Linked DNA regions of Homo sapiens: region 2 is linked to region 1. The links are chromatin loops, found by intact Hi-C in ENCODE. Cell type or tissue: endothelial cell of umbilical vein. All regions are shown on one strand.

What was found. A loop is a pair of places that touch in the nucleus more often than their neighbours do. Peaks named below come from ENCODE experiments on the same cell type or tissue, not always from the same donor. Only the 100,000 strongest peaks of a DNase experiment are listed, where the experiment ranks them.
Region 2: it touches region 1 in a loop (19-fold over the local background); 4 of 110 quality-filtered maps call a loop at or near these places.

What each region holds. Positions count from the first base shown.
Region 1 is chr2:236,179,821-236,182,320 of GRCh38, forward strand. All of the region lies in intron 1 of GBX2-AS1 (GBX2 and ASB18 antisense RNA 1), which reads left to right. Among named protein-coding and RNA genes, the nearest start is that of GBX2, 13 kb to the left of the region's middle. RefSeq lists enhancers at 1-19, 20-535. In endothelial cell of umbilical vein, a CTCF peak has its summit at 1,242 (motif pointing left); DNase peaks (open chromatin) are centred at 431 and 1,211; H3K4me3 peaks cover 570 bases; H3K27ac peaks cover 1,224 bases.
Region 2 is chr2:235,594,579-235,597,078 of GRCh38, forward strand. The region is part of intron 1 of AGAP1 (ArfGAP with GTPase domain, ankyrin repeat and PH domain 1); the gene reads left to right. Among named protein-coding and RNA genes, the nearest start is that of TNRC17, 78 kb to the left of the region's middle. RefSeq lists enhancers at 907-1,201, 2,200-2,500. In endothelial cell of umbilical vein, a CTCF peak has its summit at 1,041 (motif pointing right); a DNase peak (open chromatin) is centred at 1,033.

The DNA.
Region 1 (2,500 bases):
CCTCCCACCTTTGAATCTCCTGGCTGAGGGCCTCTGGGCAGCGATTACACCCACCCTTGGGGACTGGTGCTGGGGACCCCTTCCTGGGCTGGTCCCTTTCACTCCAAAGCCCCAGGTGAAGGCGGTAGCCGGTGGAGCAACGCGCTCTTCCTATCAGCAAACCCAAGAAACAAAGGGGGAGGCTCTTCTGGGGAGAGCGCGACAAGAAAGGCTCAAGACATCCCTTCCAGCACAGCTGAAAAATAATAGCTTAATATTAACTGCTTCTCATAAAAATATACTTTCACAGAGACACAGTTACAAGAAGCAAACCCTCATTTTATCCCGTACTTTGTGCTCATGGCTGTTAGCTGCCTCAGTAATTTAATTGGAATGGAACGTGAGAAATGTGTCATTTTTGAAGAATTTATGCATCACTTCCTAGAAATCTCATTGTGTTAACTAGGAGCCTACTGCGTTCTGTTTAGAACCCATAATCACATTTTTATGTGTCTGTATTACGAGTTAATGTGACCTCCTGTCTTTAGCAGATAAAAAAAATGTTCTCTTGCGATAACATCTGTATCAAACTCTGGCTTACATCAAATACGCCACAACCCTGGTTTTCCAAGGTTCTCCAAACTTACGAACTTTCTTAAGAGCAGGGAAAATAAATGTGAATGGAAAAAGCGTCTACCAAATGAATAATTACCCGCTAAATTAAAACCCTGTGTTAAACATAGTTGACAGCAAATACTGCATTCTCAATCATGTTTTTTGCTTACAAATTGCATTACAAAGAAATCCACCGTTTTTATCGGAGTGATTAAGCAAAGAATGTTAGGACTGCAGAAATACCATTCTGGAAAATTAGATGAAGGCTGAAAACCCAGCTAGTTACATTGCAATAGTAAATGTATAATTTTGTTAAAGAACACGTTTAACACACAAATGAGGATTGGGATGTTATTATGGTATCATAAAAAATTCAACTGAAAATTATATTTATTTATAAACACATTAACTATAAACTGCACATATTTAATACAAAGGAAGCAGGCAATTCCATAATCAATATTTTAATTATTGAATTTTTTATTATGGCAGCACGATTCTATATGATAGTTTACGAATCTGTAGTTTTCGTAGGCTCCCCTCCCCTTTATCATGTGAGCTAAGATCTTCCTGTTTTCCTCCTTTTTAAATTCTGGGGAGAGTAGGTTGGTGGGAGAGGGTAAGACCGTTTGCTTATGGCGCCACCTGCAGGCCTCTCTGAAAATGAATTTCAATACCTATTCAATCTTCCGCAGGGTTCTAGATTCCTCAGGCTTATTTTAGCAATTTAGTGAAATTAATTTTTGTTTTAACAGAGAAAGATGTTAACAATTTCAACGCAAATCCCGGAGTTTGAAAAGGATTTTGATGTTCTCAAACTACACTTAAATCCTAGAAATGAGATGCAGTATTGACCATAATTGAAATACAGGGGTTTCTGCATATCCCATCTGGACATAACAAATTTGACTAAGCAGTAATTTATCCTTAAAATAATGGAATAAAAGATACAACATTCCTGATTTATCCCTTGGCCCTTGGGCAGCCCTTAAAAGATGAAAAGCACTTGGCAAGCTAATAGCACCCGAAATTGTAGTGATTGAGCAGCTTCTTAGGTGCCTGGCGTGGACAGGAGGTGGGGGCACTGGAGTGGACCAGCTCATTCCGCAAGCCTGTATTTTACACCATTTCTGCAGAAGGTTAAGTGTTCTTTGCAAAAGTTCAACAGCCTGCCCCATCAGTGTGTGTCCAAAGGGTCATTTCAGAGATTGGAAATTTGACAATTATATACAGTTAACTGGGATCAGCAAATGCTCCATAGACTTAAAGAGTCAGTGGCTTTGATTTTCTTTAAACCATACTGAGTCGATGATTATCAAGTAACTTAAATCAACGTAAATATACTAAAAAGGCAGGCCTAATGCTGGGTTCAGAGTTTTAAACATAACACGTCACACAGTACTGGGTCTGTGTACTAATTGCCTGTGGACTGTGGATTGTGTCTGATGGTCCAACCATGAATGTTTCGTCCTGTCCTGGACATGGTTGGTGCGGACAGAGGCCAGCCTCCCCAGGACCAATATTAGTGGAGAGCTTCATTTGTGTATTTTATTTTTTTGAGATGGGGTCTCACTCTGCCACCCAGGCTGGAGTATAGTAGCACGATCTCAGCTCACTGCAACCTCTGCCTCCCAGGGTCAAGCGATCCTCTCATCTCAGCCTCCTGAGTAGTTGGGACCACAGGCATGTGCCACCACACCTGGCTAATTTTTTGTATTTTTGGCAGAGATAGGGTTGCCCGGGCTGGTCTTGATCTCCTGAACTCCAGCAATCCACCTTCCTAGGCCTCCCAAAGTGCAGAGGTTACAGGTGTGAGCCACTGTGCCCAGCCACTTCTTTTTTAATTCTCTGTCGTCAAATGACAAGTAATAATCAAAGACATTCAATAAAAGTTGGAGGCAAAATA
Region 2 (2,500 bases), 590 kb before region 1:
TTGCTGTTTGTTTTGAGAGGGAGTCTTGCTCTGTTACCCAGGCTGGTGTGCAGTGATGTGATCTCGGCTCGCTGCAACCTCCATCTTCCGGGTTCAAGCAATTCTGCCTTGGCGTCCCAAGTAGCAGGGATTACAGATGCATGCCACCACACCCAGCTAAATTTTTTGTATTTTTAGTAGGGATGGGGTCTCACCATGTTGACCAGGCTGGTCTTGGACTCCTGGCCTCAAGTGATCCACCTGCCTCGGCCTCCCAGAGTGCTGGGATTACAGGCGTGAGCCACTGCGCCCGGCCCAGATTGCTGTTTTTTTTTTTTTTTTTTTTTTTATGATGTAAAAGTATCAACATATTTTTTAAAGAAAGTTTCATCTGCTGCTATCTAGAGGAGGTAGCTGGAACCAGAGCACCAGGCTGGCACTGGCAAGGAGGAGAGGGCACCTCCCGGCATGTGGACGGAATGACCCAGGTGAGGCGGGTGTGGCGCCAGAGGGGCCTGTTGCAGACCTGAAGAACTCCAGTGTGTTTTGCAGAAAGGGAGTTTCAGAGAATAAGGGGCAGCCTTGACTCAGACGGCTTGGGAGAGGAGTAAGTGCAGCCCAGCCTCCAGGGGAAGGGGAGGAAAACTGAAGGTTTGTAAGGGATCTGGCCAGCATGGTCTTGATGCCTGGAAACAGCTCCTGGGCTTCTCACCAGTATTGGGAGCTGACTCTTAGAAAGGCAGCCTTCCTGGGGAGCACACCCTCGAGGGGCCGGAAACCGTGAAACTGACCAGAAGCACATAGGTCCAGTGGGCACTGAAATACATTCTCAGGAAGGAAGTGTAGCTGAAGTCCAGAACTCAGCTTACTCTCACTCCTGGGCCTGCTGCTGCCTTAATGTGCCTGCTCCTGTGTTTTTGTTCTGATAAACACGTATAGCACTTTCAATTATGCTGTTACTTACAGCTAAGTAAAGCAGTACTAGGTGGATTTGTCAGTGCCACTTCCTACAAAGTGAAGGCTGGATTTTTGGGGGACTCATTTCCAGCAGCCACCAGCAGGTGGAGGGAGTGAGATGCGTAAACAAACTGTCCCTCATGCTTGGTGTTTGGGCAGATGCATTGCTAAAGCGTGCTCACTAATAAATCCCCTGCTGATATGGCACAAATATTTATAGCCGATGATTGATGTGAAATTAACAAAAACTAGCAGTTGACAGCGATATGAGGTGGCAAAGGCTATTTGGGAAAGTTTCCGTTGTCTTTGAAAATTAAGAAAAATTATACGTTTACTTGCCTTGCTAAGAACTGTTTAAGAATAAATCAACATAAACTAGGGCAGCTTCTTAAACTATGATGGAGAAGCACAAGGTCAAAGTGTTTCGTCTCAGAATGAAGCAGTAATGTATTACTTTGCGTACTGTGTACAGGGGCCGGCAGATGTTTCTGATGTTATGAAGCTATGCTCCTGGAAGTGGTTGTGAAAATCGCAGCCCTGTGAATTGTGTGCCCTAAGAGCCAGCTGTGCTCCTAACAGTGATGCCGTCTTTCCATGGAAATCACCCATAAGCACAGCCTTCAGTCTAACTTCATGTCAAGTCTAAGTGGCACAGCTATCCATGAACACTGTAAACATTCCCAGCTCCATCTAAGGTGATTAAACGGAGTCAGAACCCGGCCATGGATGTGTATTCACTGTTATTTAACAGATGCTCAAACTAGACAGGTGGGACTGTCCAGATGCCTGTGGGGCACTACAGAGTTTTGAGGAAATAGAGTCTCAGACTGGAGCCCCAAGGACCTTGAGGACAGGAGTCTACCTGGGGAGGGGCATCCCAGAGACTTACTCCAGCTGCTTAACTCCGGTGTGCCTGGAGTCACCTTGGGACCTTGTTACCTGCAGATTTGGATTCAGCAAGGCAAGGTGGACCTGAGAGTCTGTGTTTCTGGTGAGCCACAGGTAGCACCCCGGCTGCTGGTCCCTGGTCTGGGGAAAGGCAGGCAGAGTTGGAGAGACCCTTCCCGGGTTCCTGGTTGCAGGTGCTGTGTCATCGTATGGCTGTATTTGAGGGGATTGTGTAAGAAGATGTTGTTAAATTTATTTTTAGAATAATAGACTTTTAGATAGAAGAGAAACCTCGGAGGTCAATCAGCTTTCACTCTTCCTCTCTTGTGCCCCAGTCCTAGTGATGAGAAAAGCAATGATGTTTCCCAAGGCCGGGGCTGTCGACTGAATTGTGTCCCTGCAACCCCGTGTGATGGTATTAGGAGGTGGGTCTGTGGGAGGTATCAGGTCATGGGAGTGGACCCCTTGTGGTGGCACGAATGCCCCTCAGGAGCGCTTGCTCTGTACCCTATGAGGACATCATGAGGAGATATGGCTTCTGCAGGAAGAGGCCTCACCAGGAACCAAATTGACCAGTACCTTGAACTTGGACTTCCAGCTGCCAGAACTGTGAGAGGTAAACGTGTGTTGTTGAAGTGCCTCTGCCGGTGGTCTTTGTGATAGCAGCCCCAGCCGA